Regions from separate parts of the Homo sapiens genome. Here region 1 is linked to region 2. A link is an interaction called in ENCODE POLR2A ChIA-PET data of the cell type or tissue named here. Cell type or tissue: PC-3. All regions are shown on one strand. Each heading gives the region's core, and the rest is flanking DNA. Links, peaks and the distances in the headings are about the cores only. Region 1 holds the start of HDAC5 (histone deacetylase 5). Region 2 holds the start of ETV4 (ETS variant transcription factor 4).

Evidence for each region. ChIA-PET counts read pairs that join two places held together with the same protein. Peaks named below come from ENCODE experiments on the same cell type or tissue, not always from the same donor. Only the 100,000 strongest peaks of a DNase experiment are listed, where the experiment ranks them.
Region 1: POLR2A ChIA-PET joins it to region 2 with 11 read pairs; 2 of 35 experiments call an interaction of 5 or more read pairs at or near these places.

What each region holds. Positions count from the first base shown.
Region 1 is chr17:44,116,132-44,132,196 of GRCh38, forward strand. It overlaps HDAC5 (histone deacetylase 5), which reads right to left and starts at 7,510. Exons shown (of 27, transcript NM_005474.5): 1 at 7,373-7,510; 2 at 1,363-1,573. The coding sequence starts at 1,384. LOC105371789 (a long non-coding RNA gene) reads left to right here. Exons shown (of 3, transcript NR_136415.1): 2 at 3,856-3,972; 3 at 4,307-4,464. RefSeq lists silencers at 7,202-7,341, 7,392-7,491, 7,562-7,621 and enhancers at 7,712-7,871, 9,018-9,517. In PC-3, for the core only: CTCF peaks have their summits at 7,904 and 8,106; a DNase peak (open chromatin) is centred at 7,630; H3K4me3 peaks cover 2,229 bases; H3K27ac peaks cover 761 bases.
Region 2 is chr17:43,534,304-43,548,796 of GRCh38, forward strand. ETV4 (ETS variant transcription factor 4) reads right to left here and starts at 12,037. Exons shown (of 13, transcript NM_001079675.5): 1 at 11,882-12,037; 2 at 11,255-11,365; 3 at 10,971-11,064; 4 at 10,672-10,719; 5 at 2,123-2,176. The coding sequence starts at 11,314. It also overlaps a transcript of DHX8 not described here. RefSeq lists enhancers at 6,099-6,599, 10,626-11,403, 11,404-12,181, 12,303-12,462 and silencers at 11,233-11,292, 11,333-11,382, 11,833-11,952, 12,003-12,142, 12,163-12,212. In PC-3, for the core only: CTCF peaks have their summits at 9,886 and 10,085; DNase peaks (open chromatin) are centred at 10,418, 11,438, 11,568 and 12,168; H3K4me3 peaks cover 4,316 bases; H3K27ac peaks cover 3,252 bases.

The DNA of each region.
Region 1 (16,065 bases), core at 3,434-11,433, 580 kb after region 2:
TTAGACCCCAGCCCCATGGGAAGCAGGGACTGCAGATGGCTCCTGGACAGGTCAGCGTCACAACTCAGAGGAAAGAAGTAGCTGGCACTACTGCCCGACATGGCTGAGCTTGCTGGGGTAGTGTCCAGCCAAGATGCACGAGGGACAGATGAGGACCCAGGCCTCTCCTTTCCCTTCGCCATCCAGCCTCAGAGGGGCAAGCAAGAGGGCAGAGCTGGGCAGCCCACCTGTCCCAGCCCCTAGGGGCTGAATGAGGGCAAGGGCAGAGGGAGGAATATCTGAAGGAGAACAGCAAACCCTACAGAAAGGATGATGGGGAAGAAAATGTGGGGTGGTCTGGATTCCTCCCTGATGCTGCTTCTGTACAATCCTGCAAATGGGTATTCATCCTAGGCCCCAATTGCCCTATCTCTAAAAGGAGAAATATCCACCTACCCCTACATAAAAAAGATGAGGAGTACGATGGGCCGTGGAGAGCTAAAGTTGAGCAAGATGGACCTTTAACACTGTGTGGAAGGAGACACCCGAGGAGGAGGAGACGACAGCCACTACTCTGACCACACTGCCCCAGGACCCTCCTGGGAAACTGCTGAGGGTCCAGCTCAGGCCACTAGAACACAGCCTCACAGGCATACATCCAGACCCAGCTGCACATCAAGCTGCCTAGAGTCCCCCAAATAGACTATTTCTGGCAGCACTGGACAGGGTCCTAGGAACAAAGAGGAACAGGAAATCTCAGAGTAAAAGACCCCAGATTAGCAATCTACCATATGAAGGGCCCAAGAGGAAGAGAGGCAGTCTACCTGGACTCAGAGGAGAGCCGAGACTCCTCTACACACGTCACCCCACTCCCACCCAATGCCACGCACCTGCACACGGAGGTTAAGGCCCAGTGCCCTTGTAAACCTCCACTAAGAAAAAAGTATGGAACACAAACATTCCACTAAGTAAAGAAGCCACCATCACGAAAAGGAAGCTGAGCATTCTGCTATAGTAAAGAAATTCCTCCAACATCATCCCAGACTGCCCAGAGAGATTAAGGGATACACACTGCCCCCTCAGGCCCACCTGTCTTGGCTAGCAGGGGAAGGCGAAGCTGGAGCTGAACACCCCTAAGTTGAGAGGGCAAGCATGGGGGGCAGAGTAGGACCCATTGCCTTCCCAGGACCAGACCGGACCATCGATCCCTCGATTCCCAGGTCTACCTCATGGGCCCTTTCTTGCAACACTTCTCCACTCCTTACCCCCTCATTCCCTTATAGCTCAGACAGTAAAGGTCAGCTGGCCTGGAAGGGAAACCCACACAGCCCATTGCATCCGAAGCTACCCCAGGGTGCTCTTCTCCAACCTCCCAGCTCTTACCCGACTCGTTGGGAGAGTTCATGCCGGCTCTGGGCCTGCAGGAAGCTGGCGTTGGGGGCTGGGACGGGAGGGGGTGGAGCTGCGGTGATGTCAAGAGAGACAGACGATAACAGACAGACGGACGGGACGGGAGCCCGGGGCCGCCGTGCCTCTAATGCCCATCCGAGGCCATCCTTCGGGGCGAGGCAGTCAGGCACTCAGAACGGCATCCCTGGGGAGAGATGGAGCAGGGTTAGAGGCCCCTAACTCAGGAATCTGAGAGTCGAAGGAGACCTTGGAGCTCATCAGTTTGTACCTGGGGATGAGGGATGAGAGGGAGGGATACCTGCCCACAGCCACAGGAGAAATCTGCAGAACTGGATAGACCCTGGTTTCTTATCTTACTAACTGATGAGGCTCCCAGAGCCCAAGGGATAGGAAATGGCTATGGTGGCCAAACCCAACAGACCCCTTTTCAGGTGAGTGTCTACTGCCAGCTGGGGAGACCCTATAGACTCCCAACAGTGCCTGCCATGGGACTAGGTGTGCACCAAAGGAGAAAGTGCAGGGGGGCTTCTGATCTGTATCCATAGCAGTGGGGAGATGCAGGGCTGATCTAGAGTCCCTGGCAGAAGTGAAGGGAGAAACTGGTATCCCAGCCTCCATAGCCTAAGCTGGGACTTCTAGGGGTCTTCTCCCGACTTTCTGATCCTTGTGCCACCCAGCTCTGGAAATATGGATGTGCTTCTGTTTTGGTCTCCCACAGTTCAACAACAGACCAGGACAAGAGCTTCTCTTTCCAGGAATTGAGAAAGTCAGAGACCTCTCCATCCCAAATCTAGTACCCTTGGCCTGGCAGGTGCAGGGCCCAAGCCCAGCACTTTGTGTATATTGTACAGGTTGTGCTCTGTGTAAGGAGGTCTGGCCCAGGGAGATACGAAATCCAGCCTGTGCCCTGCCTGCCAAGCCATGGCCTGACATGCTGAGTCCACCCAAAACAAGGGACGATTTTTTCCCAGTTTGTACGAAAGCAACAAAAGGCCCAGCAGTAGCCCTGCTGAGGCCAGTATAGTAAAGGAGGAGGTATTACAGGACCACGGCTTTGCCAACCCATGCCCACTCCTCCAGTTCTCCCCCACAGTTAGTCCTCAAGCCTCAGACACTATGCATACAGACACCTGGCCCATCCCTAAACGGCCCACGATCCACCCCAGACATGATCTCATTCATTTGCTTCCAAATGAAGGCAGGCCCTCCAATACCCAATGAAAGCAAGGTAGCAGGAAGCCATCAGAGGAGGCTGTGAGCTGCTGCGAGTTTAAGCCCTAACTCTGCTCCCCAAGCCTCGAACCAGCAATCAGCTCTGCCCCCCTAGACAGCCCCACCTCCTGGCAGGATTAATTCTCAGTAAGCCTTACATTCTCATCAGATTCCCAAGGGTGGGGTCCATTTGGAGCCCAGAAGCCCAGAAGCCAGCTATGGCAGAAACACAAGAACATGAACACACATGCGCATGCACGCACACATGCACACACGAGACCCTGAGGTCCCAGGCTTGCTGCTGGGACCACAGGGCTTGGACTCTATGGCTGGAGAAAGGTGCACTCAGATTGGGGGGCAGAGTTGAAGGGGCTAAATTGCTCCTGACGGGCACAGGTATGGGATTAAGACAAAAAAGGCTGCGCAGGCAGGGCTGAGGCCAAGCTCAGGAATGTGGCAGGTAGGGCTGCTGGTGCTCTGGCAGGGCCCACGTGGGCAGGCAGTTCAGCCTGTGCCCACACCAAGGCTGGCACCCAGTCCTGCTCACACCCTTTCCCGTGGGCTGGGGAACACAGGTTCAGAAATGCCCACGATTCCCAGCAGCCTGAGTAGCCCAGTCCATCTCCACAGTGAGAGGCACCTCCACAGCAAGGTGCTCAGAAGGGGCACAGCCCCAGTGGCACAGAAACCAGGTTAAGGTTAGCCCCTAGCCCCCATCATCCTAACCCACCTACTCTCTCTGTGGGTCTTAAAGATGCTGATCCTCACCCCTGAGGCAGAAGAGGAAGGGAGCAGCTCCTTGAACTCATGGTGGGCTCGGGACTCATCTACGTCTACTCCTCCCCGTCCTATAAAATTCAGCAGGATCCCTGGGCCCCTGGGCCCTGTCCACCTGTAAAGAGTGTCTGCCAACACCCCCATCAAGTCTCCCAAGTGAACCAGAGCCACAGGCTGAGCCTCCCTGAGAAACAAAGCAGTGTTCATGGTCTGATCGGGACAAGCACAGATTCCTGTCTGGGGTGGGACATGAAGGGGAGAAGGGGAGCCTGATGTTTAAAACCTGAGCTGTTTGTTCCCACATCTGCCAGAGAAATCTGTTGGGTCTCAGTGGGAAGTCAGGGACACCAGGAGCTGTGTCCCAGATGACCTAACACTTGGATGCCAAACCAGGGAGTGGCCCAACTTCCAGGACATCATAAGCAGACAGACCCCTGCCCACCCCACTACCTCACACCAACTCTTTCTTCCAGACAGACCCCTACCCCACTCCGGGATCCAAAACCACCTCCCACATCCAGCCAAGACAGCCGGACAAGGATGAAGGAAACAGGCTACATCTCACCCTACAAGCTCAGGGCTGAGCCTATGGAAGTAGGGTGGAAACCCCAAACTCTGGCAAAGGGTGGGTGGAGGAGGGCAGACAAGTGAGGGGCACATGGTACAAAGCAATGCTCCAAAGGCCATAGGTTCACAATGTTACCCTGTAGAGATCTTGTTCCTCAAACAACTCCCTCAAAATTCCTGGGGAGTCAGGTGTCCCTTGAAGACCCTCTCTGGATCCTGGAGTCCAGTACCACCATGCAACCCCCTCCCAACACACCTGCTCTGGCCCCAGGCCAGGGTACCCCCTAGGTCATAGGTGACAGGGTCAAGCAGTGTGAATCAAGTCTTGGGAGTCTGAGATTGTTTCACTCTACCCCGACAGTTTCATCAAAAATTACAAACCGGCCAGGCGCGGCGGCTCACGCCTGTAATCCCAGGACTTTGCGAGGCCAAGGCAGGCGGATCACCTGAGGTCAGGAGTTCCAGACCAGCCTGATCAACATGGAGAAACCCTTTCTCTACTAAAAAAATACAAAATTGGCCAGGTGTGGTGGCGCATGCCTGTAATCACAGCTACTCGGGAGGCTGAGGCAGGAGAATCACTCGAACCCTGGAGACAGAGGTGCGGTGAGCCAAGATTGTGTCATCGCACTCCCGCCTGGGCAATAAGAGTGAATCTCCATCTCAAAAAAAAAAAAAAAGTTACAAGCCAAGACATCCCACCCAAAGGTCAAAGGCACTAGGAATTTATCTTGACCCCTCCTGACCATGGCCACAGCCTACCACTTTCCTCAGCCTCTGAGAGCTTCTGTTGCCTAGTGCCTCCCCCAAGCTAGGCCAACAGAAGCCCAGAAGGATCAGAGCCATGAAGGGTGGCTGACTTGGATGTCCAGGCCCCAAACCAGGGAAAGGGGGAGGGTGACAGGGAAGGAAAAAAGGCACCAGGCTGACAAATTCATTTTTGCAATCGGCCCATTTCTGTTTGTCTGCTCAGACGCAGCTCCAGGCATCTGCACAAGCCAGATGGAGGAGGCTGCTATTTCTAGAAAAAAAAAAAAAAAAAAAAAGAGAGGGGGGTGGTGAGAGGGGAGGAAGGGAGGAGGCGGAGGCAGAGGGCAGAAGACGGGGTCTGTTTGCCCTAAAACCTCAGGCAGAATGATACCCTCTTCCCAGCACTACCAGGCAGGGTCCCCATTCAAGAAAGGGCTGCGGCTGGGCCTGGGGTGAGGTGGGATAGGGAAGAAGAAAGGCAGAGAAAGTTTAATTAGCTAAAGTCGGCTACAATAGGCCCCCTCACGGGCTACATCAGGTTTTCATTCATGAGCAAGCTACAGTGCTCCAAAAATGCCAAGAACCACCCCCCCTTGCTGTCTCCCCCTTCCCCCCCCTACTGCCACCAACAGGAGTGCGTCCTCTAGCAGGCTGGCTGAGCCTAATGCTGTGTTCCAGACATCCCTCCTCAAAGGGATGTGAGTAGGAAGAATTAATTATTAAAGAGCAGCTGGTACTTCAGCACCGACTGCACTACCCCCAGCTCCTATAGCTGATGCCCCCTCCCCCACTATGCGGGAACACAAATGACCCCCGCCCAACATTCCCAGGCCCCATTTCTAAACACACAATTAAGATGCCACCCCTACGGAAGGCAAAGCAAACCTTTGTCTCTGCAGCTACTTGGGGTGGGTGGGGCATGTGAAACTGCTGCCCCCCTCCAAATTACATGATCCAGCCAAAGTAGGAGGATATATTGGAAAAGAAGGGGAGGCTGGCACAGAACTAACATTTCCTCCATCCTTGCCCCCAAGTAACCCACACTTGAGATCTGTCTCTCTGGTCTCTGGCATGCCCACATTCCCAGGACAGAGTGGAGATACTGGGGGCCCATTTCTCTAACTCAGAGAGACCCCTACTGCTTTGTCAAGAAAGCCCAGATCCAAGTTCAAGTGAAGAGAGGGCAAAGAGAGGAGTCAAGAAAAGAGGAAGGAGACAAACCAAGATCTCCCCAAGCTTTGTGTTTAGGGAGGGAGAGGAAGGAGGGAAGACTGGAATGAAGAAGCAGGCAGCCCCCAACATGGCTCATCCACCATCCAGCCCAGCCAGCCTAGCCCAGCCCAGCCCAGCCCAGCATCTCAACAGCCAGCATAGGCTCAGGGTGCCTAGGACTGGGGAGACTGAAGACCATGCCTGCCTGCCTACATCCTCTGAAACTAAGAGGAAGCCAAAGGCAGGACCCAGACCCAGACTGCAATCCTGCAAGGCAATCTGGCTAGGGGTCCCTCTGACCAAGACTCCTGGATCTCACCCTCCCCCCCACCTCCTTTTGTTCCCATAATCTGGCTCCATCCTCCCCTCCCAGTTGGACACTGAAACCAATCACCACCACCTCCCCAAGCTCCAAATCTAATCCCAGATCCCAAAAGCATGGTGGTCACTGACTGAGTGATGGGTCCCTTTTGCACCCTCCTAAAAGCAACTGCAGCTGTTACCTTTCCTCTTTAGGGACACACCTCATTTCAGAAGGGGTATCAGCCAGGGGTATCAAGTGGTCATCTCCTCTCCCAAAGGAAGCACCCAACCTCCCCACTTCAACAGCCCCCACCAAGCTCCCAGATTAATTACTTACACCCAGCCAGTTCTCATCTTCCCCAGGGCCCCAGGGAAGGGTGGGGTGGAGAAGCTGACTCCCCCCAAGTTAATAAGGCACTGGTAGTGCCCCCGCTTCCATGAGATACAGATCCAGGATGAAAAATGGGGGGCATCCACCCAAGACAAGAAGGGGTTGGGGGGGAGCTCCATTTCATCTCCTAGCTCTCGCATCCTGGCTCCAAGGTGTCAGACAGGAGAAGAGGGTGGCAACAAACGCAGTAACGCCTCACAGGAGACGGGGTGAGAATAATGGGAGAGAGAAGTAAGGTGGACTCCGCAGTCCCCCTCCTCATGCACGGAAGTCAAGGACATAAAATCAAGGATGCGTTCGTAGCTATGGGGAGAAGCGCTCTGGGTGGACAGCACCCCTCACCTCAGAGTACCAAGAAAGGGGTGTCCAGCGAAGAGGGGTCTGCACAGAATCCGGGTGCAGGGCTCAAATGGCTCTGCAACGCAACATGCGCCGCCAGGGAAGGGGCAAATCAGACAACCCCGGCCGGTCTCCGAGCCATTTGGGGGCGCAGGGCGCGAGAAGGCGGGCCCCTCCCTTACCTGTAGGGAAGGCGCCCCTGTCTGGGAGGGGCAGGGAGGGGCGCGCGCAGCAACCCCGATGTCCCGCTCACGGGCTGCCGATGCTCCCGGGGGGCGCCGGCTGGCTCCCAGGGCCGGGAGGAAGGAAGGGGGGCGCGGAGCGCGGCGCGCGCGCTGGGAGCCCGCGGACAGAGACAGCAGGAGGAGGGGGCGCCGCCTCGCGTCCCGGGGTCCGGGGAAGATGGGATCTGGGCCGGGGCGGCGCGCTCACCCGCTGCGGCTCGAGCTCCGGCTTCGCGGGCGGCGGCGGCAGCAGCGGCGGCGGCAGCGGCGGCAGCACCTCCTCGACGGCTCCTCCATCTTTGCGGCGGCTCCTCCGGCTCCGCTCGCCGCCGCCACCAACAACAACATTCGGAGACGTCACTCCCGTCACGTGACCCGACCCGGAGCTAAAAATAGACCCAGACCCCCCCCCCAGCCCCCCCCGCCTTCCCCTTGCCCGCAGCCACCACCAACCCCTCCCCTGCCTCTCGGCCCTCCCCGCCGGGCGGGGCCAGCGACGCCATCGTGACAGCTCCTTAAAGGGCCAGTGCCCAGCACAGGGTTCGGCCGAGACGGGGTGGAAGGGAAGGGATCGGAACCCAGCGAGCAGGAGTGGAAGGATCGCTGCAGGGGCCGAGTATGGATGCTGGGGCTCAACCTTTGGATTGTAAAAGTTTCCTCCTTGCGCTCCCCGGACTTTCTTTTCAAAACGTGGATGGTGCAATCGTCGCTTGCCTAAGCTGCTCCCCTAACACGCCCTCCCGCGGTCGGGGAGGGGACCTGGGGATAGATTCCCAGGGGCTGGGAGGGCCACCGCAGCCTCTGCAGCGGGGCCTGGCTGCGGGTGGATGGTTCGGACAAGTCTCGAACTCGCCAGCTCTGACCGCACACACTGCATCCGTGCCAGGGAAAGAAAAGCCTGGGAAAGGCCAGGGTATGGCTGTAACACTCCAAGGCCTTCAAAAGGGCAGACCAGCAGACCAGGAGCCGGAAAGACTTCCCTGACTTTGGTGCCATCCACGCTACATCTCCTCTTGGTACACAGTATGAACATGTTTAATTAGACCTAGACAATTTGTCAATGACCCAGCAATTCCACTAACAAAAATGTATTCCAAATAAATAAACGTTGTTATGTTAAAAAATGAACATGAGATTGTTTGTAATGATGTGAAAAGTTGAAAACAACCTAAATATCCATCGATAGGGAATTGGCAAGCAAAGCAGGAGACATTCATTCAGTAAAATATTATCCAGACATTAAAAGTTTTATAGGGGACCGGGCATGGTGGCTCACGCCTGTAATCCCCGCACTTTGGGAGGCGGAGGCAGGCGGATAACCTGAGGTCAAGAGTTTGAGACCAGCCTGGCCATTATGGTAAAACCCCGTCTCTACTAAAAATACAAAAAAATTAGCCGGGCGTGGTGGCAGGCGCCTGTAATCCCACCTACTCAGGAGGCTGAGGCAGTAGAATCCCTTGAACCTGAGAGGCGGAGGTTGCAGTGAGCCAAGATCGTGCCATTGCACTCCAGCCTGGGCAACAAGAGTGAAACTCTGCCTCAAAAAAAAAAGTTTTAAAGGGGCCAGGTGCATTGGCTCTTGCCTGTCATCAATCCTAGCACTTTGGAGGCCGAGGCGGGAGGATTGCTTGAGCCCAGTTCAAGACCAGCCTGGGTAACATGGCGAGACACTGTCTGTATTTTAAAAAAGAGGCCGGGCGTGGGCCGGGCATGGTGGCTCACGCCCGTAATCCCAGCACTTTGGGAGGTCGAGGCTGGTGGATCACGAGGTCAGGATGTCGAGACCACCCTGGCTAACACAGTGAAACCCGTCTCTACTAAAAATACAAAAAATTAGCCGGGCGTGGTGGTGGGCGCCTGTAGTCCCAGCTACTTGGGAGGCTGAGGCAGGAGAATGGAGTGAACCCGGGAGGCGGAGGTTGCAGTGAGCAGAGATCGCGCCACTGCACTCCAGCTTGGGGAACAAAGCGAGACTCCGTCTCAAAAAAACAAAAAACAAAAACAAAAGAAGAAGAAGAGGCCAGGCGCGGTGGCTCACGCCTGTAATCCCAGCACTTTGGGAGGGCGAGGCGGGCTGATCACAAGGTCAGGAGATCGAGACCATCCAGGCTAACACGGCGAAACCCTCTCTACTAAAAATACAAAAAAAAATTAGCCGGGTGTAGTGGCGGGCGCCTGTAGTCCCAGCTACTCGGGAGGCTGAGGCAGGAGAATGGCGTGAACCCTGGAGGCAGAGGTTGCAGTGAGCCGAGATCACGCCACTGCACTCCAGCCTGGGCAACAGTGTGAGACTCCGTCTCAAAAAAAATAAAAAAATAGCCGGGCGCAGTGGCTCATGCCTGTAATCCCAGCACTTTGGGAGGCCGAGGCGGGCGGATCACGAGGTCTGGAGTTCGAGACGAGCCTGACCAAAATGGTGAAACCCCGTCTTTACTAAAAATTCAAAAATTAGGCGGGCGTGGTGGTGCACTTCTGTAATCCCAGCTTCTCAGGAGGCTGAGACGAAACAATCACTTGAAACCGAGAGGCGGAGGTTGCAGCGAGCCGAGATCGGGCTATTGCACTCCAGCCTGGGCGGGTGACAGAGCGAGATTCCGTCTCAAAAAAAAAAATAAAAATAGGCTGGGCGCGGTGGCTCACGCCTGTAATCCCAGCACTTTGGGAGGTCGAGGTGGGCGGATCACAAGGTCAGGAGATCGAGACCATCCTGGCTAACATGGTGAAACCCCGTCTCTACTAAAAATACAAAAAAAATTAGCCGGGCGTGGTGGCGGACCCCTGTAGTCCCAGCTACTCGGGAGGCTGAGGCAGGAGAATGGCGTGAACCTGGGAGGCAGAGGTTGCAGTGAGCTGCGATAGCACCACTGCACTCCAGCCTGGGCGACAGAGCCAGACTCCGTCTCAAAAAATAAATAAATAAATAAAAAATAAAAAAGAAGAAAAAAAATTTTATAGGTCTATACCGACCTGAAAAGATGCCCGTGATATATTGTTTTCTTGAAAATCAGGACTCAAACAAGTATTACTGAATTGTTCCATTATTATAAAAACAACAAACTAGATTCATATGCCTGAGTATATGTGTATATCAAAAAGCCTGGCCAAGGGCCAGACCTGTGCTCACGCTGGGGGGCTGAGGTGAGAGGATAGCTTGAGCCGGAGAGGTGAGCTAACTAAGAACACACCACTGCACCCAGCCTGGGTGACAAAGTGAGATCCTGTCTCAAAAAAAAAAAAAGCCTAACCAGACATGGTGGAATGGTGGCACACACCTGTAGTCCTACCTACTTGGGAGGCTGAAAAGGGAGGATTCATTGACCTCAGGAGTTCAAGCCCAGCCTGGGCTACATATGGAGACCCCATCTCTAAAAAAAAAAAAAAAAAGGAGGACTGGGCGCGGTGGCTCATGCCTGTAATCCCAACACTTTGGGAGGCCGAGGCGGGCGGATCACAAGGTCAGGAGATCGAGACCACCCTGGCTAATAGGGTGAAACCCCATCTGTACTAAAAATACAAAAAATTAGCTGGGCGTGGTGGCACATGCCTTGTAGTCCCAGCTACTCGGGAGGCTGAGGCAGGAGAATCGCTTGAACCCAGGAGGTGGAGGTTGCAGTGAGCTGAGATCACACCACTGCACTCCAGCCTGGTGACAGAGAGAGACTCAGTCTAAAAAAAAAAAAAAAGAAAACTGAAACAAAAAAAGCCTAGAAGAATAAATACCAGAATGTTTGTCTTTACTTTGTCTTACTTATTTATTTATTTTGAGACAGAGTCATTGTATCTCCCAGGCTACAGTGCAGTGGCACAGTCATAGCTCACTATAACCTTGAACTCCTGGGCTCAAGTGATCCTCCCAACTCAGCCTACCAAGTAGCTAGCACTACAGGTGCGTGCCACTACATCCAGCTAATTTTTTTTTTTTTTTTGCAGGGTCTCGCCATGTCACCAAGGCTGGAGTGCAGTGGCGCCATCACAGCTCACTGCAGCCTCGATTTCCCAGGCTCCAGCGATCGTCCTGCCTCAGCCTCCAAGTAGCTGGGACCATAGGTGCATGTCACCACACTCAGCTAATTTTTGTATTTTTTGTAGAGATGGGGTTTCCCTGTGTTGCCCAGGCTAGTCTTTTTTTTTTTTTTTTTTTTTTTTGAGACGCAGTCTCATTCTGTCACACAGGCTGGAGTGCAGTGGCATGACCGCGGCTCACTGCAACTTCTGCCTCCAGGGTTCAAGCGATTCTCCTGCCTCAGCCTCCAGAGTAGCTGGGATTACAGGTGCAGGCCAACACGCCCGGCTAATTTCTGTATTTTCAGTAGAGACAGGGTTTCACCATGTTGCTCAGTTTGGTCTCAAACTCCTGACCTCGTGATCCACCTGCCTCAGCCTCCCAAAGTGCTGGGATTACAGGCATGAGCCACTGTGCTCGGCCGCTAAGGCTAGTCTTTTTTTTTTTTTTTTTTTTTTTTTTTGAGACAGAGTTGCTCTGTCGCTTAGGCTGGAGTGCAGTGGTGTAATCGCAGCTCACTGCAAGCTCCACCTCCCGGGTTCATGCCATTCTCCTGCCTCAGTCTCCCGAGTAGCTGGGACTACAGGCGCCCGCCCCCACACCCGGCTAATTTTTTTTGTATTTTTAGTAGAGACGGGGTTTCACCATCTTAGCCAGGATGGTCTTGATCTCCTGACCCCATGATCTGCCCACCTCAGCCTCCCAAAGTGCTGGGATTACAGGCGTGAGCCACCGCACCCAGCCTTTTTTTTTTTTTTTTTGTCTCGCTCTATTCCCCAGGCTGGAGTGCAGTGGTGCGATCTCGGCTCATTGCAACCTCTGCCTCCCGGGTTCAAGCAATTCTCCTGCCTCAGCCTCCCGAGTAGCTGGGACTACAGGAGCGTGCCACCACACCCAGCTAATTTTTGTATTTCTTTGGTAGAGACGGGGTTTCACCATGTTGGCCAGGATGGTCTCGATCTCTTGACCTCATGATCCACCCGCCTCGGCCTCCCAAAGTGCTGGGATTACAGGCATGAGCCACTGTGCCCGGCCTAGGCTAGTCTTATACTCCTGGGCTCAAGTGATCCGCCCATCTCAGCCTCTCAAAATGCTGGGATTACAGGAGTGAGCCACCACTCCTGGCCACTTCAGGGGATTTTACTGCAGCTGGTCCTTTCCTCATATTTGGGGGAAAAAAAAAAAAAGAAACACCCAAAGTTTCTACGTAATCTGATCCCTGCCCATGTCATCTCTCTTTGCTTAGCTTTCTGTACTCCCGCCATGTGACTTTCTCTCAAACAATGTGCTCTCTGCTCTTCAGGGCCTTTGCACAGGCCGTTTTTATCTTTCTAGAATGCCTCCCTCCCTTCTTCTCTTTGCCTGGCTAACTCCTGCTCATTCATCAGAGCTCTTTTTTTTTTTTTTTTTTCTTTTTTGAGCCAGGGTTTTGCTCTTGTTGCCCAGGATGGAGTACAATGCCGTGATCGCGGCTCACCTCCGTCTCCCGGGTTTAGCAATTCTCCTGCCTCAGCCTCCCAAGTAGCTAGGATTACAGGCATCTGCCACCATGCCCGGCTAATTTTGTGTTTTTAGTAGAGATGAGGTTTTTCCATGTTGGTCAGGCTGGTCTCAAACTCCCAACCTCAGGTTATCCGCCTGCCTCAGCCTCCCAAAGTGCTGATATTACAGGCATGAGCCACCGCACCCGGCCATTAGAGCTCATTTAAATATCACTGAAAGAGGTCTTTCTTGGTCCTTTCATTAGAATAGATCCCCTTGTTATATATGCTTTCATCAACCCTGCTAATAATGTGTAAATATATATCTATTTATGGCATTATGGTTCATTGTCCATCTTGTCCTCTAAATTACAAACTTCTTTATTATTATTATTATTTTTTTTTTGAGACAGTCTTGCTCTGTCACCCAGGCTGGAGTGCAGTGGCGCAATCTCGGCTCACTGCAACCTCTACATACCAGGTTTAAGTGATCCTTGTGCCTCCACCACCAGAATAGCTGGGATTACAGGCATGTACCACCACGCCCAGCTAATTTTTGTATTTTTAGTAAAGACTGGGTTTCACCATGTTGGCCAGGCTGGTCTTGAACTCCTGACTTCAGGTGATCCACCCACCTCAGCTTCCCAAAGTGCTGGGATTACAGGCGTGAGCCACCGCGCCTGGCCGGCATCACCTATTTGTTATTGCACTTGCACAGTCTTTCGCCATCTTCTGGCAGTTAGGATGAGTTGGGTTGGGAGTTTGCTTTCACAAGGCTTGTGCTTTGTCTCCCCAAACGGATTATGAGCCACTTGAGAAAAGAGATAAAATCATATGTCTTTTTGCCTTTCTAGCACCTAGCATATCACCTTGCACATAGTAGGTGCTCACTAAAAGTTTGGGGACACTGGAAGATTCCAGAATCTTCTCTCTTGGGATCTCAGAACATGGGAAAAGAATCTCCCCCTGTAATATGACAAATGATGGTCAATAACTGCCTCGTGGAGCACATTGGCTTGGCACTTCCCATTTTACAGATGAGGAAGCGGAGGCTCAGGGAAGCTTAATAATTGCTTGCCCAAAGTCTGGATCACCTGAGGTCAGGAGTTAGAGACCAGCCTGGCCAACATGGCAAAACCCCATCTCTACTAAAAAAAAAAAAAAAAAAATTAGCCGGGCATGGTGGCACACACCTGTAGTCCCAGCTATTTGAGGAGGCTGAGGCAGGAGAATTGCTTGAACCTGGAAGGCAGAGGTTGCAGTGAGCTGAGATCACACCACTGCATCCAGCCTGGGCAACAGACGGAGACTCTGTCTAAAAATAATAAATAAATAAATAAATAAATAAATAAATAAATAATTGTCCAAAGTTACAGAGTTTCTACAAGCAAGAACTGGGGTTCAAACCCAGGTTTCAGTGGCTGGGCGCGGTGGCTCACACCTGTAATCCCAGCACTTTGGGAGGCCGAGGCAGGCAGATCACGAGGTCAGGAGATGGAGACCATCCTGGCTAACATGGTGAAACCCCGTCTCTACTAAAAATACAAAAAAAATAGCCGGGCGTGGTGGCAGGCGCCTGTAGTCCTAGCTACTCGGGAGGCTGAGGTAGGAGAATGGCATGAACCCGGGAGGCAGAGCTTTCAGTGAGCCGAGATCACGCCACTGCTCTCCAGCTTGGGCGACAGAGCGAGACTCATCTCACAAAAAAAAAAAAAAAAAGCCCAGGTTTCTGTGTTCCCTAACACAAGGAACAGGGGCTGATGAAGCTGGACTCCCAACCCCAGAGCTTTAGCCTTCTTCTCTGGAGGTCTCTGAGATTATCGTGTCCATATCCCAGTGGCCGAATGTCCCAGAAGTTACAAAAATGTACCATATGGGGCCCTGATAAGTCTTCAGATTTCGTCTTCTCAGGTAAGTGGGGGCTAAATAATTCAGCATGCATTTGTCATGTTTCTGGAGTACCTGTGAGAGATGCTGAGGATATAGAGATGATTCTGCCTTTAGGGAGTCTCAAGTTCCTTACAGAAAACATAATTGTCTTTTGTTGTGAGTTCCTAGGGTAGACAGATATCCTTGCCAGGACCATTCACCATGGAAACAGGGGTCACGAGACTGTCTCCTTCACCACCACCTCAGTTTCTCAATGTAGAGTGAGCCTGCAGATGGGATCTAGAAGCTGGCTGGAGAGCTTCTGACCCTGGGAACCAGTGGTGAATTTGGCCTCTTGGTAGAAGGAAATAAATCTCAGAGAAAAGCCAGATATTTAACCGATAGCCTGAGAGATGGCAGCATGATTGGACTTTGGAAGGCAGCAAGGAGAGGAATGAATGTGTTCAGCAATGCTGCTAGGCCATCCGGGAGTTGCCAGTCCTATCTGGAATCATGAAAAAAGTCGTAGGCCAAGTGCAGTGGCTCACACCTGTAATCCCAGCACTTTGGGAGTCCAAGGGAGGTGATCACTAGAGGCCAGGAGTTTGAGACCAGCCTGGCCAACATGGTGAAACCTCGTCTCTACTAAAAAATACAAAAATTGGCTGAGCATGGTGGCTCACACCTGTAATCCCAGCACTTTGGGAGGCCGAGGCAGGCTGATCACCTGAGGTCAGGAGTTCGAGACCAGCCTGTCCAACGTGGTGAAACCCCATCTCTAATAAAATTACAAAAATTGGCTGGGCATGGCAGTGCACACCTGTAATCCCAGCCACTCGGGAGGCTGAGGCAGGAGAATCGCTTGAACCCAGGAGGCAGAGGTTGCTGTGAGTAGAGATCGCGCCATTCCATTCCAGCCTAGGTGACAAGAGCGAAACTCTGTCAAAAAAAAAACAAAACAACAACAACAACAACAACAAAACACACACACACAAAAAAAAAACCCAAAAATTATGCCGGGCGCAGTGGCTCACGCCTGTAATCCTAGCACTGTGGGAGGCCGAGGTGGGTGGATTACTTGAGGTCAGGAGTTCAAGACGAGCCTGGCCAACAGGGTGAAACCCCATCTCTACTAAAAATATAAAAATTAGCTGGATGTGGGGCCGGGTGCGGTGGCTCACGCCTGTGGTCCCAGCACTTTGGGAGGCCAAGGTAGGCTGATCACGAGGTCAGGAGATCGAGACCATCCTGGCTAATATGGTGAAACATCGTCTCTAAAAAAAAATAATAATAATAATTAGCTGGGTGTGGTGATGGGCACCTGTAACCCCAGCTACTTGGGAGGCTGAGGCAGGAGAATCGCTTGAACCCGGGAGGCAGAGGTTGCAGTGAGCCAAGATCACACCACTGCACTCCGGCCTGGGCAACAGAGTGAGACTCAGTCTCAAAAAAATAGATAAATAAATAAATAAAATACAAAAATTAGCTGGGAGTGATGGTTCAGGCCTGTGGTCTCAGCTACTCGGGAATCTGAGGTGGGAGGATTGC
Region 2 (14,493 bases), core at 6,277-14,276:
ACATGGTGAAACCCTGTCTCTACTAAAAATACAAAAAAAAATTAGCCGGGGATGGTGGCGGATGCCTGTAGTCCCAGCTACTCAGGAGGCTGGGGCAAGGGAATTGCTTGAACCCAGGAGGCGGGGATTGCAGTGAGCCGAGATCATGCCACTGCACTCCAGCCTGGGTGACAGAGCGAGACTCCGTCTCAAAAAGAAACAAAAAACAAAAACATTTAATGCAACCCCAGGCCCCAGAAAACACTTTCAAGGAGTGAGCACCTCCAACCTAGGGCCTGTAGTTTTCCTGAGTGCCCTGGAAAATTCCAGGGGAGTGACATGTTTTCTTATTTGAGGATATAAAGAATCTTTCTTGGCCGGGCGCGGTGGCTCACGCCTGTAATCCCAGCACTTTGGGAGGCCGAGGCGGGCGGATCACCTGAAGTCAGAAGTTCAAGACCAGCCTGACCAACATAGAGAAACCCCATCTCTACTAAAATACAAAAAAATTAGCCGGGCGTGGTGGCACATCCCTTTAATCCCAGCTACTCGGGAGGCTGAGGCAGGAGAATTGCTTGAACCTGGGAGGCAGCGGTTGCAGTGAGCCGAGATCACACCATTGCACTCCAGCCTGGGCAACAAGAGTGAAACTCTGTCTCTAAATAAATAAATAAAAGAATCTTTCTTTTTCTGGTTGAGGTTGGATATTGGCCCACTTGAATGTCAGCTGACTAACATTATACACATGCTCCTACTTATCTGTGAAGAACACTGGCCTTTCCTGTGGCCCCTGCGGGGTTCCCAAACTCTGGCCACGAGGCTGAGCAGCAAAGAGTTGGTTCCAAGCCGGTGTGAGATTCAGTTTTAACCGCAGTCCAGTCAAATGCCGTTTGTAACCAACTATTCTCTGCTGTTTTTGATTCTTTGTGCCCCATTGTTTCACTGGTGAAGACAGTTGACAGCAAAGTATCTGACATTAAAGCAGGGTTTGTTTTTTGGTTTTTGTTTTTTTTGAGATGGAGCCTCGCTCTGTCACCCAGGCTGGAGTGCAGTGGCTCAATCTTGCCTCACTGCAACCTCCGCCTCCCAGGTTCAAGCGATTCTCATGCCTCAGCCTCCTGAGTAGCTGGGATTACAGGTACACGCCACCATGCCCGGCTAATTTTTGTATTTTAGTAAAGACGGAATTTCATCATGTTGGCCAGGTTGGTCTCAAACTCCTGACCTCATGTGATCCACGCGCCTCAGCCTCCCAAAGTGCTGGGATTACAGGCGTGAGCCACCACACCCAGCCTAAAGCAGGGTTTCTCAACAGTGGCACTACTGACCTGTGGGCCAGATAGTGTTTTATTAATAATATTGTAAGGAGCGGTCCTGAGCATCATAGGATGCTTTTAGCAGTATCCCTGGCCTCTCTATCCACTAGACACCAGTAGCACCCCACCCTCAACTGTGACAACCAAAAATGTCTACAGATATTACCAAATGTCTCTTGGGAGGCAAAATTGTCCCCAGTTTATGGAAGTGACTTAGAATACTAGAACTGGGGGCGGGCGCACTGGGCTCACGCCTGTAGTCCCAACACTATGGGAGGCCGAGGTGGGCGGATCACAAGGTCAGGAATTCGAGACCATCCTGGCCAACATGGTGAAACCCCATCTCTACTAAAAATACAAAAATTAGCTGGGTGTGGTTGTGCATGCCTGTAATCCCAGCTACTCTGGAAGCTGAGGCAGGAGAATGGCTTAAACCCGGGAGGCGGAAGTTGCAGTGAGCCGAGATTGTGCCACTGCACTCCAGCCTGGGTGACAGAGCAAGACTCTGTCTTGGGGGGAAAACAAACAAACAAACAAACAAACAACACTAGAACTGGACTCTGCTGAACTGGCCCAGGCCCCTCACTTCAGATATAAGGCAATGGAGAACCAGAGGGATAGTGTCTGCTCTAAGGTCACACAGCAAGAACATGTCAAGCCCCAGATTTCAACCAAGGTTTTCATTCCAGTTATTGCCTTGGTCTTTAAGATCAAACCCCACTGTGTTTTAGGAGAGAACAAGCTGCTCTCTTGTGATTCTCTATCCTATGACTCACTTCCTGCCATCCTCCACTCCCTATACCCTCTCCCCAGGGACCTCTACTCACGGTTTTCTGAATGGAAATCAGGAACAAACTGCTCATCACTGTCTGGTACCTGAGCTGCAGAGAGAAGTCAGAGGTGAGTTTGGGGCGGAGCCCTGGTTGTCCCCTGGGAGGCTCCATTATTACAGCCCTGCAGATTAGCAACAGCCAAGAAAGGACCAACAGCCTTTAGATCAGGGGTGTCCACATTGTAAGAATTGTCTTGGGCCACACATAAAATACACAAATACACTAACACTAACGATAGCTGATGAACTTAAAATCACAAACAAATCTCATAATGTTTTAAGAAATTTTACAAGGAATTTATGTTGGGCCTGGGCCGCATTCAAAGCTACCCTGGGCTGAAAGTGGCCCACAGGCCCACGGGTTGGACAAGCTTGCTTGAGACTAAAGGCTGCTCCACCCTAGGTCCTAGTGTCTTCCACCTCTGGGCTCCACTAAGACCCAGGAGGGAAGACTGTTCTCAGAACCTGTCTGAGCAGATTCCAGTCTTTCTTCTTCTAGATGCTTTGTCTTTATTTCCTCCATTTTTCTGAAGTGAAACAGCCTCGCCCCTCAGAGTTTACAAAACTCCCTTAAAGCTCACAACAGTCATATCTAGGATGGGCAGGCATTATAAGCAGTGGGATCCTGTGGATTTAAAAATCACATAGGAGGCGGCCAGGCATGGTGGCTCACGCCTATAATCCCAGCACTTTGGGAAGTCAAGGCGGGTGGATCACCTGAGGTCCGGAGTTCGAGACCAGCCTGGCCAACATGACGAAACCCCATCTTTACTAAAAGTACAAAACTTAGCTGGTCGTGTTGGCGGGAGCCTATAATCCCAGCTACTCAGGAGCTGAGACAGAAGAATCGCTTGAACCTGGGAGGCAGAGGTTGCAGTGAGCTGAGATCGCACCACTGCACTCCAGCCTGGGCAACAAGAGTGAAACTCCATCTCAAAAGAAAAATAAAATTAAATAATAAATAAAATCACATAGGGGGGTGGCTGGGCGCAGTGGTTCATGCCTGTAATCCCAGCACTTTGGGAGGCTGAGGTGGGAGGATCACTTGAGATCAGGAGTTTGAGACCAGCCTGGCCAACAAAGTGAAACTCCCATCTCTACTAAAAAATTAAAAAATTAGTCAGGCGTGGCGGTGGGCACCTGTAATCCCAGCTACTCGGAAGGCTGAGGCAGGAGAATTGCTTGAACCCAGGAGGCAGAGGTTGCAGTCAGCTGAGATCATGCCACTGCACTCCAGCCTGGGTGACAAAGTGAGACTCTGTTCCAAAAAATGAAAAATAAAGGCCGGGCATGGTGGCTCATGCCTGTAATCCCAGCACTTTGGGAGGCCGTGGTGGGCGGATCACGAGGTCAGGAGTTTGAGACCAGCCTGACCAGCATGGTGAAATCCTGTCTCTACTAAAAATACAAAAATTAGGCCGGGCGCGGTGGCTCACGCCTGTAATCCCAGCACTTTGGGAGGCTGAGGCGGGCAGATCACCAGGTCAGGAGATCAGGACCATCCTGGCTAACACAGTGAAACCCTGTCTCTACTAAAAATACAAAAAAAATTAGCCGGGTGTGGTGGCGGGTGCCTGTAGTCCCAGCTAATCCTGAGGCAGGAGTATGCCTGAGGCAAGAGAATGGCGTGAACCTGGGAGGCGGAGCTTGTAGTGAGCCAAGATCAGGCCACTGCACTCCAGCCTGGGTGACAGAGCAAGACTCCATTTCAAAAAAAAAAAAAAAAAAATTAGCTGGACGTGGTGGCACGCCTGTAATCCCAACTATTCCGGAGGCTGAGACAGGAGAATAACTTGAACCCGGGAGGTGGAGGTTGCAGTGAGCTGAGATCACACCACTGCACTCCAGCCTGGCGACAGAGCAAGACTCCATCTCAAAAATAAATAAATAAAATAAAAAAGGAGGATGACAGTGGGAGAGCAGGAGGCTGGTGACTGGGACCACTGCAGAAGGCAAAGGACACTGGCTGAGTACATAGGTGCCTCATCCCCTTAATGTGCAGCTAAGGAGGGGAGGGATTCCCAAGGTTGGTGATCCGAAGAGCTCTCCCAGGATGCCAGGATGGGTGGAGCTGGGTTGGGGAATAGGCAGGAAAACTGAAATACAGCAGCAGCTCATCCATGGCTTCTAACCTGAACATCAAACTCTGATTTCTAGTTCTTATTCTGGCCTCCCCAGAGCGGGGCTTCTCAGGTGGTTATACAGCTAAGAATCTCCCTTGATCCCAGAGTCTTGGCCCACTTTTGCCCCTCTCTCAAAAATAAATGGATCACAGCAGGAAATGTAGACACCAAGAAGAACTTCCTGATATTATTCCAGGAAGAGAGTGGTTCTAGGGTGATGCAGTGGAACCTGTAGCCCGAGGAGGCTGGACTCTCCTTCCCTGGAGACTGCTCTCTCCTTCCCTGGAGACTGCTCTCAGATTGGACAATGGGGAAACTGATAAAATGCCCAGAGAGGTCAAAATGGCTGGTGAGGGGTATGAGATGGCTAGAAAAAACCTCCACACCCCCGGCCTATACAAATACATATCCCATCTCTTTTGCTTCTCTCTAGGCTAAGGCTCCATCATTTCTTACTTGGATTTCACCCACGGCCTCTTACCAGGATACCCTATTTTCATTCTTACCTCCTATGGTCCCTTGCTCTCCACCTAGGTGTCACAGTGATCTTTTTACAACAGAAATAAAATCATTTCTCTCTGTTATTTAAAGCATGAAATCCAAACGCTTGCCCTTGGCCTCCAAGGCTCTGCATGACTTGGCCTTGCCTACCTCTCTGACCTGCCTCTCCTTGCCTGTGAATCTGCAGCACTCTGGTCTCCTTTCTAGCCCTCAAAGCTGCTGAGCTTGTTCCTTCTTCCCCAGATGCTTTCTTGCCTTTTTCTTTTTTTCCTGACCATCAGAGTCTCAGCTCACTTTGACATCTCTGGAGAGGCCTTCTCTGACCACCCCTAAACCAAAGTGGTTCCTCCTGGCTCTCTATTGCATCTATGTTTTGTTTTCTCCCTGGCACATATTGCCACCTGAATATATTAATTTATGTTTACCTGTTTGTTATCTACCTATCTCCTCCACCAGGAAGTTAAGCTCTGTGAGGGCAAGAGCTTTATCTTTTTTGTCATCTGATGCCCCAGCACCCAGCACAGGGTTAGAGTAGACGCTCAGTGCTGTTATTTCTTGACTACATGAATAAACATGCAATAATCGTTTGTCCTCAGGCTGGCAGAAGTCAGCACTGTGGGCCTGAGGGCATGCACTGAAGAGATCCTGACCATCCTAGCCCTTCCCTGCAGGCTCCCCCTCTCCACACACAAGGCAACACTAGAGGCAGGTCCTCTCCAGGAAAGCACATCTCACAGGGGATATTTTAGGTTGTGATATGTTGCTTGGCAAGAATATTCTTCAACAATTTGCTTTAAATATCAGAGGTGCCAAGTGTTTATAAACATAGGCTTATATTAATAGATAGTTGATTTCTTGACAGAAGCATTAGGGAGAGGGAGTTTAACAATCACAAGCCACCAGCAGCTAAACGAGAACTTAGGACAAGTCAACATAATAATACTTTGGTCTGAAGTGACCAAAGACATCAATGAGACATGAAATCCGCTGGCAAGAACAAACAGAAACACACAGCCAGCACACATCTTTTCAGGAGCACAAACACGGCAAAAAGACAACCATTCCCAAACTGGCCTGATTCAAGAGTCACCAGGACGTTGTTAAAAACACGATTACAGCCAGGTGTGGTGGCTCACGCCTGTAATCCCAGCACTTTGGGAGGCTGAGGCAGGCAGACGATCTGAGGTCTGGAATTCTACACCAGCCTGGCCAATGTGGCGAAACCCCATCTCTACTAAAAATACAAAAATTAGCCAGGCATGGTGGTTCTCGCCTGTAATCCCAGCTACTCTGGAGGCTGAGACAGGAGAATCGCTTGAACCCAGGAGGTGGAGGTTGCAGTGAGCCAAGATAGCACCAATGCACTCCAGCCTGGGCAACAGAGTGAGACCCTGTCTCAAATAACAATAATAAAAATAAAATAAAAACACGATTCCCAGTCCCCTCCTCCGGAGAGTCCCATTCCATAGGACTGGGGTGGGGCCCAGGCATCTGCATTTTAAAATCTATTATAAGGAAGTCTCCTGTGTCAGGCTTGAGTGCAGTGGCACAATCAGAGCTCACTGCAGCCTCTAACTCCTGGGCTCAGGTAATCCTTTCACTTCAGCCACCACAACCTTAAAAATAGGCACATTTGGATAGAGGGTAAGAGGCCAAATCTGTCCACCTGCCCAGGGATGCAAAGCCAGGCTCCCCACTGTGCCCTCTGGTCCATTCAGAGGCAACATCCCCCAAGGTGGCAGGAAGCTGGGGTGATGGGAGCAGAGTGACCAACATTTCCCTCCCTCCTACTAGGCAAGAAGGGTCCCAAGGGAAAGGGTGGTGCAGAACTCAGGGGTGGCTGACGCATTCCGGCCCCACCCCTGGGGCCTCATTAACTGCTACTTTCCATTGAGGTAATGGGCTGGGGGTATCTCTTGCTGGCGTCACTGGTGCTGGAGAGCAGAGAACCCTCAGCATCATCTTGCCTTTCTTCCTGCCTCGGGCCTGACAGTTTAACCAGGGACCCCTCCAGGCCCGGAATCCAGGAGGAGGCTTCCTCCAGCACACAGACCACACCCCAAAAGAGGTGGTGCCATCCTCTTCCCAGAGCCAGGAGAAATCTGTCCTAGCTCAGCCCCTCCCCCAAACACTGGCCTTCTCCCAAAGGGGTAGGCCAGGGCCCTCAGTCATCCAGAGACTGTCAACAGGATAGAAACAGGAACACTGAGCCTCGCGTTCCTGGAGAGCAGGAGAATTTTTAATTACCATGTTTCGTCTTAAGTGTACACCACTCTCTTTATTTATTTGTTAACTTGGCTGAGTCTTGGCTGCCAAGCCAGTGTGCCAGGGTCTGTCCCCAGCTCCATCCCGGTACTAAGATGGAGTTTATCTGTCTGGGGACGAGGCAGATGATTAAGGAGGGGGTGGGAAAAGTGCCAAGACAGCATAATGCCCAGAGAGAGAGAAAGAATTTTAGGGACTCTCCTTTCAAAAAGGGGGGTTAGTAAAAAAAGAGGAGGGGCTTGGGGGGTCTCCCAAGCTGGATTCTGGAAGAACTGAGAGGTTAAAACAGAGATACACTGAAGCTCACCATAGGTTAGCCACCCACACTACATATGCTCGGTCACCCTCTTCCCAGGATCCAGTCATAGGGTGAAGGGGGTAGAGGCATTCTCCAGAGCTTCTGCTCCATTGTGTCACCGCTGTCCCTTACCCTGCCCCCACCCTGGCAGCCTCTGTACTGGAAGGAACCAGTTCACTAGTTGTGGAGGGGACATATTTGTCCCCAAGAGTCTTCAGGAAGGGGAAGAGACAGAAAGATGGAGAAGGAGGCATTGTAGCTGGGAAAGATTAGGGAGGAGATTAACCTCATCCCTCCCCACAGACATGCCGAGGCACCAGTGTACATGCACTCGGACGCATATTCAGGGATGCACACACCCTAATTCCTTTTACTTCACTCTTGCAGCAGCAAGACAGCACAGGGTGAAATGTGCCCTCCATGCATGCCCTCCACACATGGGGTCTTTTTTTGACCTACAAATATGATTGGGACAGCCAAAGGGCAAAGGGACTGGAGCCCTTGGAGGAGGGTTGGGGAGCAGTGATTCCTGTGAAAAGGGGAGCGCAGATCGATCGATCCCTTTGAGAATCTGATAAAAGCTATGGGTCATTCTCTTCCTAAAAAAATCCATACACCTTTATGTATGGTGCACTTCCAGCAATTTTACACACAGTATCAGAGGGATCAAGGATCCCAGCAACCTATCCATAGGGCTTCTGGGAATCCACAGACCTGAGCCTCACACAAAGGGGTCATGGCCTAGAGTCAATGGCCCTTACTACCAAATAGACAACAAAGTCATTTTCCCCAAGGATTCAGGGCTCCTGACAAGCCTGGAAAGGAACCTTGGACAAAAAACCAGCATATCTTTTACCATAGCCAGACACATATTGGGCTCAGCCTGCCTGAGCCTGGGTCTCCCTGTAGCAGCCTGATTCTTTCCCCAACATCTCAACAGATCCCAGGCACCCCCAAATCAGACACGCCCTCCTAGCCTCACATCATTCACCCCTGTGTACAAAAACCCAACCCCAAGGATATGTGAGCTGCCTCCATAAAGCCGCACTCACACTCACCCTTCAACGCCCGGACGCAGGACACTGAACCTGCAACCACACTGGAATCTTCCTGTATCTGCCCGGCTCCAACCTGTGCCTCCTCCAAATGCTGTCTTCACAGACCCACCCACACTACCAGGACCCCCCTGCTGCTTCTCTTCAAATTGGGGCTTTGGAAAAAACCAAACTGAGAAAGGGAGGTTGGGCTCTGGTCCCCTTTCCTCCTAATGCGTCCCACCACTGGCAAGTTTCCAAAGAAGCTAGTCCCTCCCTGCCACCCCAAAGCTCCCCATGGGTTGCCGGGGTCACTGACCTGGTGGGAAGAGACAGGAGAGGAGGCTGGGGTGGTGTTGGGATGGTGCAGGGGGACAGGGCCCCGGCAGCTGCATCTGTCTCCGCAGAGAAAGTGAGAAGGAGCGATCGGCCTCAGCATCCCCCCCTCAGACCTGGCCATCCATCACCAGCTGGGAACCTGAGCTGCTCCCTCAGAAGGAAGGAGAGGGAACCAAGGAGATCCCAGCGCCCACCCCCCTCACCTCCGCCTTGCAATCCCCACCCCACCTCCCCACCCACTGGATTTAAATGTACAGGGCAGCAGCATGTAACTAACACACACACACTCTCTCTCTCTCTCTCTCTCACACACACACTTGCTGTCACACCGACACTGACACAGACAGACATTTGTACCCTCTCCAGACCCCTGGCCAAGGGGTGGGACTTCCAAGGTAGAGAGATGAGAGCATTTTCCTCCCCCTCCCATCTCAAACCCAGGCACAGATGGACCAGCTGCTGCCAAAATGCCAACCTCAGCCCACCCCTAGCTCACAGCCCTAGGAGCTGCCCACTGTGGGGACTCTCAGCTGACAGGCAAGGAATGAAGCCCGGTGAGCCAGAGAGAAATCAGGCACTGGGAAAGGAAGTCTTTGAGAGCCCACGGAAACTGACACCTCTGCATTCTTCAGCTCTAGCCCAGCTCCAGAACCTCAGAAGAAGGATGGGGAGACGGGGCAAAGCTCTGCCTGTAAATTGGAGCTGGGCATGCAGGACTTGCAGGGTCGGGGATGATGCACACAATACCCTCAGAACCTCCAGATCCCTCCAGCACTCACACAGCCATTCAGCCATTATTTCCACAAAATGTCTTGAGTGCTTGCTCTATGCTAAATAGTCATTCTGTCAACATATATATTTTTAGAATATCATAGTGGGCAAGACAGACCTAGTCTCACTCCAAGGATCTAGTCAGGGGTCATTTTCTTTTTACTCCGAGCTTCTATGGAGAGTTCCAGGGTAGTTGGATTTGAGCTTTAAAAAAATTAGATACCCAGGGTGGAGGGATGAGGAGATCCTAAGGAAAATACCTCAAAAAGACCTCAAAAAAGGAGTTCCTAGTGTTTTGGCTTCTTCATTTTCATAGTGTTAAAATAAACCCTAAGATGGGGGTAGTTAACCCTTCCCTCTCAGAGACTGTCTAAACCACCATTTTCCCTCCCACCTGCAGCCCCACCAGCGACACCCTCAGGCCCCACCAAAACGCACTGAAGAATCCAACCAGGAAACCTCCTGAACACACCACTTCCCCATCAGACCCAGCCACGGACCCAGCCACGGACCCCACCCCAGCCAGCTCACAGCTAACTCCCCAGCACACAGGAAGGGGGGAATTTGCCTGGAGGCAGAGGTATTCAAGCGGGATGGAAGAGGGAGGAACACTTGCTATTAGAATTACAATCAAGGCTATTTGGGGAGGGAGCCCTGGGCTCTCTGTGCCAAAGGACTGCCGAAAAGAATTATTTAAACTTTTGTTGTTCTTTTGGCTTGGACAGTAAATTGTTTGGTGCTGGGGGTTGGGAAGAAGAGAAACCCAGGGGATAAGAATCAATGCTTGGGCAACTCTGGAGGATGAGTGACAAATTAATTTCTCCCCCCACCCCCCACCAACAACACCCCAACATGCACCTTGGCCTGGCGGCTTCTGCAAAACAAACTTTACAAATGAAAATTTCAACCAGGAAAATGGGCCTGGGGCCAAGTTCCATTCAAATAAGCAAATACCCCACACAATGGTCTGATTCATCCTCAAGCCTAGTTACACAAGCCTGGCTCAGGGTAGAGAAAATAAATATCAATATAAGTGTCCACGCTGGGTGCTGGGGTGAGTAGAGTGGCAAGGGACCTGGGGAGAGGGCCTTGGAGAACTCCTTGAGGCAGGGAAGGGAGAGGAGAAGTGTAGGGCTTAGGGTGGAATACCAGGGGCTACGGAGTGTCCCCCTGTCCAGCCTCCCAAAATAGAAAAGGTCACAAAACTACTCACCTTCAGCGAGCCACGTCTCCTGGAAGTGACTTAGATCCTGGAAGAGATCTGAGGGGTAAATAGTGGAATTGGAGGTGAGGTGGAGGGGACGGTAAGAGAGAAGGGGCCCTAGCAAGACCCGGTGACTCCCCTGCCTTGGGAGTAGGGACCGAGAAGAATGACCAAAATCCCTTGGAGGGCGAGTTTTTTGGGGAAACAGGCGGGGGTTCCAGAATCGGCCGTGTGTGTGTGTGTGTGTGTGTGTGTGTGTGTGTGTGTGTGGCGGAGGAGGGTCGCGGTTTGTCTCTCTTGCTCTTTACCTTCAGAGTCGAGGGGCGGCAGGGAGCCCGGGTCCATGAGCTTCCCCAGCGGGCCGATCAGCGCTTCGCGCAAGCTCCCATTTCCGGGCGATTTCTGCGAGAAGCGGGGAGAATGCCCGCGAGTCACCCTGAGGCGCTTAGTCTGGGGGACGAGGTTGGGGTCCTCGGGTGACTCAGGGGCGGGGCAGCCCAGGACTCCGCTGGGACTGCGGGGAGGGGGGCTGTGGTGAGAGTAGGGGCTGGGTGCGGGGCGGGGCGGGCGTGGAGGCCGGCGCGGCGCTCACGCTGCTGAAGGTGTAGGGCACTTGCTGGTCCAAGTATCCGGCTTTCATCCTCCGCTCCATCCGGCCGCTCCCTCCGGCCGCACGGCCGGGGCCCCAAGCGGGGGCCGAGACCTGGTGGGGGAGGGGGCTGCGTTCGCACACCGTCCAGGGAGGGCTGCGATGGGGGCGGGGAGGGGGCAGTCCCAAGGCTCTGGGTCCGACGGCGAAACTTCTCCGACTCACTGGGGCGATGGCGAGGTTTCCGCCTGCCAGGCCGAGCGCCACCACCACTCCCCTCCCGCCAAAGGCCAAAGGAGGTCCCACCTGCTCCCAGGAGCCGGGCTCGCCGTTTCTGCTTTCTGCAGCCCTGCTTTACCCGGGCTCGGTTACATAAGAACGTGTGTGTGTGTGTGTGTGTGTGTGTGTGTGTGTGTGTGTGTGTGTACGCGCGCGCGCGCGGAGGAGCAGGCGAAGCGCACACCATCGCATGCCCACAACTCCCGCGCCCCCTCCAACCCTGAATCCCAGCACCTCCCACCCCCGCCCTGGAATCTGCGGAGGCGGGTGGTGAGAGTGAGTGTGGTGTGCATTGGAGGCGAGGCGGGGAATCACAGACACTCTCCCTCCCTTTCCCTCCCGCAGCCTCACCTGAGGCCGGGGCGTCTGGGCTGGAGCCGCGGGGGGTCCCGAGCATGCCCTGGAGCCCGCACCGAGGGCCGCGGGGCTAGGCCGGAGTAAGGCGGCCCCGGCCCCGGGTCCCCAGCGCACCGACTTGTTTTTCGGGCGCAGCAGACAGTTGTGAGCCCGGGGGAGCAGCTGATTGGTGCATTTCCTTCGCTCGGCCTCAGCTCTCCACCCCCCGCCCCGCCACACCGCCCCCCGTTTCCCTTTGTTTCATTGACTTTTGTGAATGGAACCCCAGGGCTGGGCACGCCCGCCAATCCGGAGAGTCGTCCGGCCTGGCCGGGGGGCGGAGTTTCCCAGCCGCGGGGGCCAATCAGAATGTAGGGGTTGGCTCCCGGCTTCATTCAGTGCTCCGGCTCCCATTCATAAAAAAATAAAACTCGCGGCTGGAGTTCATTCATAAAGAACCGAGAGAAAAAGAGAGAAGCCGAGGACCCCGCGGCTTCTTCACCGTCTCGCCACGGTCTTGGGTCTGATGCGCCGCGTGCTCCTCCGGCTGGCGTCTGCACACGTCTCTGCATCTGCGTGTACGTGGGAGTATGAACATGTCTGTGTGCGCCCAGGAGGGAGGCGACCGGGCTTGTGTGCCCAGAGGAACAATAATAACTAGCATTTATGAAGCGCTCCGCTTCCACGTGCTCATTTCGTTCCCATAACCCGGCGAAATGGATCGTTTGTATCTTACAGATATTAAAAATGAAACTCAGAGAGGGATGGTAACTCTCCTGAGGTCACTCAGCTAGTCAGCACCTCTGGGGTTTACAGCCTCAAATCCCTCACACTCTCCTGTACACCCCTCTGAAGCCATGATTAAATGAGTTAAGCTATGTGACAACTGATACACAGTAGGTGATCAATAAATGTAAACTGGCACAGAATCCAGGCTTTTCCTCAAGGGTCTGTTCTCTGCAGAGCTGTTTTGTGACCCACTTTCTACTGATTGCAGCAGAAACCAGAAGCCCCAGGGTAGATGATTTCCGAAAGTGTAGCTCCCTCTCAGCCATCTTCCCTCTTATCTGAGAGCCAGCAAAAGGAGCAAAAGCCCCAAAGGTTCTGATGATCTGGAGGCAGGATGGGTTTCAGTTTTAGCTAAGAAGCTGGTCATAGTCTCTGTCATCTCATCCATTCACCACTTCTTTCAATAAACATTTATCGTGTCAGATACAGTGCTGGGTTCCAGGCAAGCAGCTATGTCCAAGACAGACATCTGAGGGGACCTGGGGTGCTTGGGCTGTGGCCATGGGGGCACAAAGGACATGAATCCTCAAAGGCCTTTTTGCTGAGACAATTCTCTATGTCTCCAGCCTATGCACTCCTTTGAGGACAGCCTGATTTTTTATCCTGCCTGTTTGTGATAAACACAAAAGAATGTTCAAATGCCAGGCCAGCAGGAGTGGCTTCCCAAATTCATCTAACCTAACACCCGCCACTTTACAGATGAGGCAGTGGAGTTTCAGAGAAGGAAATGACACATGTAAGCTCTTTGGGCCTGTCTGGCCAGAACTAAGGCTAAAACATACAATTGCTGTTTAGTGTTCATAAGGGCTCATTCCATGAGATCTGCTTGTGCAAATGGAAGTAAACTTCCCTTTCTATAGGTGCTGTAATATTCTATAAGGCTCATGTCTATTGTCCCTCTCCTCCAGGAAGCCTTCCATGATAGCCTGAATCAGTTCCTTTAGCCATATACAACATTCTTGACTATATCTCTGGTGTGGATGTTTTTCATCCTGCCTCATGGTATAGACATCCTTATCTATGGAGAGCTCTCCAGAGCTCATTTGCCTCTGAAAGTCCTCCTCAGCCTGTTAGCATGCTTATGAGGGTGGCATGAAATGCTTGTGTAGTGAATAGGTACAATAAAGACCAAATTAATTGAGCTTAGCAGGAACCCTGCCCAAGGAAGGAGAAACAAGCCCAAGCAAATCCCAGCTTTGGGCTGGATGGAACCAGTTTAGAGACAAGTGTGAGTTCTGGCCAAGAGAAGTGGAGAGGAGGACAGAGGGCTCTTCCTGGAAGGCAGCTTTGATGTGGTCTCCATGACAACGAAGAAGAGTCCAGTAGGTCTTTAAGTTGGTACTGGGCACTTCAGTAGGATGGGACCTCTCTAGGGATGCCAGTGCCCCTCTGGTTCTGAGTTTTTTTGTTTTTGTTTTTGAGACAGAGTTTCACTCTTGTTGCCCACACTGGAGTGCAAAGGTGCAATCTCGGCTCACTGCAACCTCCGCCTCCCGGGTTCAAGCGATTCTCCTGCCTCAGCCTCCCGAGCAGCTGGGATTACAGGTGCCCGCCACCATACCTGGCTAATTTTTTGTATTTTTAATACAGACGGAGTTTCACCATGTTGGTCAGGCTGGTCTCAAACTCCTGACCTCAGGTGATCCACTTGGCTTCCTAAAGTGCTGGGATTACAGGCATGAGCCACCAAGCCCAGCCTTTTTTTTTTTTTTTTTTTTTTTGAGAGACAGGAGGGTCTCCCTCTGTCACCCAGGTTGGAGTACAGTGGTGCCATCATAGCTTACTATAACCTCAAACTCCTGGCTTCAAGCTATCCTCCCACCTCAGCCTCCCAAGCA